Regions from separate parts of the Homo sapiens genome. Here region 1 is linked to region 2. The links are chromatin contacts, found by Hi-C or POLR2A ChIA-PET in ENCODE. All regions are on one chromosome and are shown on one strand. Each heading gives the region's core, a stretch centred on a gene start or an enhancer-like site at or near the end of the contact. The rest is flanking DNA. Distances are from core to core; before and after follow the strand shown.

Region 1 (3,956 bases), core at 776-3,275, 42 kb after region 2:
CTTCTATGAAAACAATACATTTATAAGTTTCTGTTGAACAATGTATAAGCAAGTCTTTCAGATACAAGCTCTTCTAATATGAGACTACCAGAGTGATTACAAACAAAGTATATGCATTAGGGCGGGGCGCAGTGGCTCACACCTGTAATCCCAGCACTTTGGGAGGCTGAGGTGGGCAGATCACAAGGTTAGGAGATCGAGACCATTCTGGCTAACACGGTGAAACCCCGTCTCTACTAAAAATACAAAAAAAAAAAAATTAGCTGGGCATGGTGGCGGGCGCCTGTAGTCCCAGCTACTCAGGAGGCTGAGGCAGGAGAATGGCGTGAACCCGGGAGGTGGAGCTTGCAGTGAGCTGAGATCACGCCACAGCACTCCAGCCTGGGTGACAGAGTGAGACTCTGTCTCAAAAAAACAAACAAACAACAACAACAAAAAAAAACAAAAACTGTATGCATAAATATTATAAATGCTAATAATTTATGAGACACTTCAAAATGCATATACAACACAAGAAAGACAGTTTAGTAAAAATTAGGGCAAAGGGAAAATAATGTTAGGAAAAATAAGATGAAGCCATAGATCATTTCTGGTTTTAAAATGCATGTCTAGGCTGGGCATGGTGGCTCACGCCTATAATCCCAGTACATTGGGAGGCCGAGGTGGGTGGATTGCTAGAGTCCAGGAGTTCAAGACCAGCCTAGGCAACATGGCGAAAGCCTGTCTCTACAAAAAAATACAGAAAAAAAATTAGCCAGGCATGCGGTCGTGCACCAGTGGTCCCAGCTACTTGGAGGCTACGGTGGGAGGATTGCTTGAGTCTGGGGACATAGAGGCTACAGTGAGCCATGATTGTGCCACTGCACTCTAGCCTGGGTGGCAGAGCAAGAACTTGTCTCAAAAATAAATAAATAAAAATATAATAAAATGCATGCCTAAAGGCAGGTCCTGAACTTCCTACTAACCAACACAAAGAATGCAACACACTAGTTACGTGATTCCTGAGGTTTTATTTTGGCCTTATTTTTCAGAACAACAACAACAACAATAACAACAACAAAACAATTGTCCCTAGTACTACAAGCTGAGAAAAATTCCTCCCATGGATCCTCAACAGAGGACTCTGTGCAATATAGTTACCTAACATAATGGCTAATGTTTAGTGAGAACTATTCAAGCATTTTGTCTACCTTGTTGCCTTCCCTTTCCCAAGAAGGGCTCTTCTGAGATGAGGAAACTAAGGCTCAGAGAAGTTCAGTAACTTGGCCAGGCCATACAGCTAATGAGTGGTGGTGCTGAGGCTTATTGAGTCTGTTGGTCATCTAAGTCCCTGCTGTTGACCACTGCTTTATGAACAATAACCCTGGAATAAATACAGTCAGTTCCACATGCTATTTCTTATAATGAGTTCAACAGCCAATGATAAAAATGTGTGTCAACAAAGGAGCAGGTTACCTTCAAACTGGAAGCCTAAAGCATTACTTGAAACACAACTTAAATTTCTTATATTCAATTCTTATTTTGTACTTCCTACTAGTAAATTACTAGGAATCAAAAAATATGGATGTTCTTTTTCAAGCTATAAATGTTTCTCTAGCAAATATAACAGGTCACATTTTCAAAATTCCGTGTTTTCCCTCTTATATAGATCACAGCTCTCACACAGATGATAAAGGGTTTTCTCACTGCCTGTGAGAATTAAAGTACAGTTGTCCATTATAGAAGCTTCTTTTTAAAATAGACTGCCATCTTTCATCAAATGTTTCAGCTCTGTGGAAAATAACTTAGGTTTTTTCCTACTCGCAAAAGAAATGTTTCCACTTGAAACCTGTTGGAAATATGGAATAGGCTATATAGTTCCATCAAAGAAAAGCTTATTACTTATTTGCATAGTATATTTCTTTTGTGTCAAGTTGAACAGTGGTATTAAGTGAATGCCCACAAAGCATCTTAAAGGCTAAGGAAGGATTACACTAAAGGCTAAGCTCTGAGACAGGTTTATGCACCTTGCAGGGCACTTTCCTTGGGCTTAACATCTTTTAGCCTATCTGTAGAGGATATCAGAGGGCAAAGTTTCTGTCATGAAATAGGACTAATCAACTTAGTTGAATTTGTATTTAAAGCAAGGTTAAACTGAATTAAGACCATTTTTGAAAGAATTGTCAGATGTACCTTTCAACCCGCAGCCAGAGAAGCTTCTGCAGTTGAAGGCCAGAAAGTCTTTGTATGGTTCTTCCATCTGCAATATCAAAGACAAGAAGTCTTCATAGAGGATGTAAGTATGTAACTCTACACATTGATTAGCCCAAAATTGAGGCCAGTTACTCTGAGTAAAATGTTTCACATATAAAATAAAAGGACATCTTTATCTTAAAGGAAATGCTTAGGTTTATGTGTAGACTTTACTGGCTATTACTAACAGTATGTGAGCTAATAAATTCCTACTTGACTGAAGTTACTAACGAGTAAAGATGATATACCACTCCTACCAAATAAACACTGCCTGGTCTTAGTTTTTGGAGTTTTTTAAGTGAAAGTAAAATGAAGTTTATTTAAGATAAAGTCAGTTCAAAGTTGTATGTAAATTTACTGTAGTTTTATTATCTTCAAACAGATGAAGTACCTACCTCTATGTATTACTGCTGTTTATTTACTATATATTATTATTTTAATGGCCCCCCATTACTATAGATATCTATATTCCAAAAATTGTCATGATGTATGAACCATGAAATGTCAGAGTAGAAAATTTCAGAAAAACATTGAGGAACAATCAATGATAATCATGAAATAAAATCTATATTGATATTCCTTAATTCATTCTTTAAGACTATCTAACTAAAACACCTACTATTCAGTTCCATTATATGAGTACTGCTAGAATTTCACTTTAGTCTCTACAGATTTATATATAATGGACTTTGCTTCACAATCTTTTGAAGAAAGTGAACATAATTTATACAAACTGTAGTTGCACATAAATTATATTGAGTCCAGTAGAAATTACATAATTTTGACTTCTTTAATGATGTCAAAGGTTTACCTTTTTCTTTACAATACTTGTAATTGTGCCTAGAACCTGACATTTCAAGAAGACATGGATAGGTCTAATGAAAATGAGCTTCCAGAGTAAAAAGAAATAAGAAGTGACAGCAGCCAGCACGTAACCCACTGTCTTCAATGCTTTCCAGGGTATGTGCTATGGTGAAATGCAGTTAGAAAAGTCCTAAAGCTTATGCCTTTAGGAAAAGTGAAATACATTTTAGCAGCACTGCCAAGTGCTTCGGTATGAACTGTCTTTCTAAAGTTCTCCTCCGTCCTTGGCAGAGATGGGAAGGGGAGCAAGATATGGAGGGACCCAGGAGAAGGCCTATTTGGGTTGTGCTCAGAGAGAGTTGGAGGAGATGGACTACAAAGGCCTCTGCAAAACATAAGTAGGAGGAATTACTTTGGAGTTGTTGGGGTACTGCCTAAGAGAAGGCCAAGAAAACTCGCAAGAAGCCAGGCCTGAATTGTAAAAATTGCTCTCATTTTAATTTAAGAATTTACATCTATTTATCTTACATTTATTTATCTCAGAACTGTGGAAACATTTAATTCTACTGATCTACTTTTCACATACAAAAACTTACCAGATACAGCAGTTACTTAAAAATTAATTCATTTTAATGTATGTAATCAGAAAACATGCATCATACATACCATAAATATTCTACATACGATTAGTCAAATATAGGGTTTTCCAAACTCAAATTGCACTGATTTTAATGAAAGATCACAGTATAGCCAATAACAGACAAATATAATAAAATTGGCACCCGGCTCCTGGGCACTGGGAAATCATTCCGTGAATATCTGCTGATTTGGCAAGGGCTTTAGTTCATGAAGTTCATGTCTTACTACTACTGCCCTAATCAGTTGAGACAGAATTAGCACTAGGTAAATCATCTATGTGC
Region 2 (3,629 bases), core at 1,071-3,570:
CTCCTGCCTCAGCTTGCCAAAGTGCTGGGATTACAGGCATGAAACACCATGCCCAACTGATAATTACTAAAAGTAGGTGACTATGGGGATTCTTTATTCTATTTTTGCATATGCTTAAAATGTTTTTAAAATGCTTTTAATCTAATAGATAATATATTGATGACATTGCACATAACACATAACTTTAGAGAGAGATTTGACAATATTTATTTTCATAACCCTTGAATTTGCAATCCCTGTTCTGGAAATTTATACTTTAAAAATAGCTGAAATATGGTGAAACAGGGAATGGGAAAGAAAGAAAGCCAAAGATACTCACCGAAGGACAAACAAGGAACTCACTGAGTAATTAAGACATATGAATGTGATGGAATATTATGCAACCATGAAAATTATGCATATGAGCATCATGTAGCAATGTGGGAATTGAGCAATATAATAATATGTTCTAGAAGTAGGATCACAGCTCCACATAAACTCAGGAGGAATCTGTAAGCTATTACAACTGTGGAAAAGATGCCAATCTGGCCCCAGCGACCTCTCTGACTTGTCTTCCACTACCCCTTCCTCTCCATGTCTCCCATCCTGCTTTAGCATCCCTGACTTCCTGACTCTCTCTCAAGCACTCTAGGCTCAGTCGTATCTAAAGCCTTTGCATGTACAGTCTCTTTGCCTGGAAAGCTATTTGCACAAATACCTAAGTGGCTCGCTTTATTCATTCATTCAGCAAAGCTGATTTTATTCAGATTGCTGCTCAAATGCCTCCAAATCGAAGACTTCTTTCCTCCACCCCCATCTAAATAGCACCCCATCCCATCATTCTTTGTCTCCTTAGCCTGCATTATTTTTCTTCATATCACTTATCACCACCTGAAGTTATATCTGCATTTGGTCCTTTTCATGGCTGTATTTCTAACACTTAGAGCAGGGGTTACTACATAGCAAGCACTCAATAAAGATTTATTGACTGCTGACTGACAGAACATAAATGCATGCATATGAAAAGAAAAGACTGAAAAGAATCTTAAAGAAATGATCGTTTGTGTTATAATGAAAGGAAATTCAGTATTTTCCCTACATTTTTCTGTAGTGTTATATTGCTTTTAACAATTTAAAAGTAAAATTATGAATCATTTAAAGCATGTAAGTAACATAATAAATGATTAGCACAGAGACTCATAGTTGAGTCTTTAGTCTCAAAAGTCTTAAAGTCTTTAGTTTAACCCATAAGATCACTTTAGAAGAAAACTCTAAAAAATAAAGAAACATAGAGGCTGGGAAGGGTGTGTGTGTTGTTGGTGGGGGAGGTGTGGATGGTTAATGGGTACAGAAAAAATAGAATATATAAGATCTACTGTTTGATAGCACAACAGGGTGACTATATTTATCCTTTGTTTACAAACAACCCGTTGTGCTCTTTTAGTTATTTTTAAATGTGCAATAATTTATTGCACATTTAAAAATAACTAAAAGAGGCCTGGTGTGATGGCTTACACCTGTAATCCCAGCAGTTTGGGAGGCCAAGGCAGGAAAATCACCTGAGGTCAGGAATTCGAGACCACCCTGGCCAATGCAGTGAAACCCCATCTCTACTAAAAACACAAAAATTAGCTGGGCATGGTGGTGCGCATCTGTAATCCCAGCTACTCGGGAGGCTGAGGCAGGAGAATCGCTTGAACCCGGGAGGCAGAGGTTACTATGAGCTGAGATCACGCCATTGCACTCCAGCCTGGGTGACAAGAGTGAAACTCTGTCTCAAAATAAATAAATAAATAAATAAAACTAAAGGTATAATGGGATTGTTTGTAACACAAAGGATAAATGCTTGAGGGGATGGATACCCCATTCTCCACAATATGATTATTAGGCATTGCATGCCTGTATTGAAACATCTCATATACCCCATAAATATATACACCTACTATGTACCCACAAAAATTAAAAATAAAAATATTTTAAATGTGGAAGTAAAAACAAAACAAATACAACAGCAAAAACACCAGCAGCCAGCAGCTTACCAGTCTCTGAGGTGGCTGTCTTCTGTATCCAGTCGCTGGGTTGGGAATCACTTGTTTTAAGGTCATTGTCCTCTTTTCTGCTTTCAGCATTGGAGCCCCTGAGAAATTTGTTGACAGTTGAAGTCTGGGGCTTAGTTTCTCCTTCTGAGGAAGTTTTCTTCCTTGTTTGACTCATGGTGAAGTTGATGGGGGTAGTTCCCAATAAGACATCTTCCTGTTGCTTTCTGTTTTCTAGGATTTCTAAGAAGAAAAGAAGATTCTGTCAAGCCTGTGTTCAATCAAAATATCCTCCCCTACATGACTGCCCCCCACTCCCTGCCGCACCACCTTTCTTTTTCTGTTTTTTTATTGCTGTTAATGTTTAACATGAAAATAAGAATGATGTAACCCAGGATCCAGAAGCCAATACAAACTCAAAGCAATTTGAGTTTTTAACTTTGCCCTATTTCATTGTGTGAGATACAAGTCATTAAGCATGACTTTGGCAAGCACATCAAGTGTGTCAACACATCTTAAATTACAGCTGTCAATTAGTTACCTGAAGACTTAATATGCCTTTAAAAGGGACTGGCCATTTGCAAAGCTGTCCCCAGAGGAGTTTGCCTTCAGCGACCTCTGCCTTCTGGTGACCCCCACCTCCTTCCTTTGCACATAAGCTCCTTTTTCTCTTTGCATATTCATATTTTCTCTACCCCCAACCCTGCACCACCACCCCACTGAAACATGTTGGCAGTAAAGAATTCATTCATTCCATAAATAGTTTTAAAGAATCTACTGTGGGCCAGTTAATGTTCTAAATGCAAAAGATTCAATGACGAACAAGAGACAGTTCTTGTCTTTGATGGGATCTTAACCTGGTGGGAAGATGGACCTGTATGCCATTGATTGAGTGGGACAAGAGCCAAGAGATGGGAGGTGGTCAGGGAACCCACAGTAAACTAAGCATGCCTTGGAGAACAGACTTGGAACAGTGAGTGACATTGCCTGGGTTTTGAAGGACTGCGAGTTAGCTTTTTAAGAGAGGGAAGAGTATCCCAGGCAGAAGAAAGGGTAAGCTCAAGAGCTCCCAGGCAGGAACGGCTGGAAGAGCCTAGCATTGGAGGTGGGGATGTGGGTCAGGGGGTGTGGAGGTTAGGGGTGAGGTCTGGTATGAATTGAAGCTAAAAAGGATTCGTAAAGGTCAATCTATTATCTCTCCTGAAATTTGCTTATATTTTATGGGAGGGCTAAGGACTTAAACTAAAGGGATACACAGAAGTGTTTTGTTTTGTTTTGACATAGAGATGGATTTTCACCATGTTGGCCAGGCTCGTCTTGAATTTCTGGCCTCAAGTGATCCGCCCACCTCGACCTCCCAAAGTGCTGGGCTTAAAGGTGTGAACCATCATGCCCAGCAGAAGTATTCTTGAAATTACAGTTTTCATAGTCTCCTCTCTAATAAAATAGCTCTTTCTGTAACATTATGTTCCAGAATGGTCCAAGAAACATTTTACACAGGGAATCCTAAAAATGGACCTTGCAGAGCCCACCTCCACTCGTGAGGGCTGGAATGTTCCATGCACTTGGAGCACTGCTTTGGAAGTCACAATTGGACATTCCATTTTTCTTTTA

What was found. Hi-C counts contacts between places; a loop is a spot of excess contacts on that map. ChIA-PET counts read pairs that join two places held with the same protein, here RNA polymerase II (POLR2A). Pooled maps may share reads with other maps.
Region 1: a loop to region 2 is called in a map of PC-3, with 3 times the contacts of the local background. The contact joins the promoter of SAMD7 here to the promoter of LRRC31 in region 2. A Hi-C loop is called at or near these places in 6 of 168 maps with a recorded cell type or tissue (CD14-positive monocyte, Caco-2, MCF 10A and 3 more), 9 of 37 single-sample maps with no recorded cell type and 5 of 50 pooled maps. POLR2A ChIA-PET finds 5 or more read pairs at or near these places in 7 of 52 experiments (A673, BJ, H1 and 4 more).

The regions. Positions count from the first base shown.
Region 1 is chr3:169,909,547-169,913,502 of GRCh38, forward strand. It overlaps SAMD7 (sterile alpha motif domain containing 7), which reads left to right and starts at 2,026. Exons shown (of 9, transcript NM_001304366.2): 1 at 2,026-2,275.
Region 2 is chr3:169,867,615-169,871,243 of GRCh38, forward strand. LRRC31 (leucine rich repeat containing 31) reads right to left here and starts at 2,321. Exons shown (of 9, transcript NM_024727.4): 1 at 2,019-2,321. The coding sequence starts at 2,193.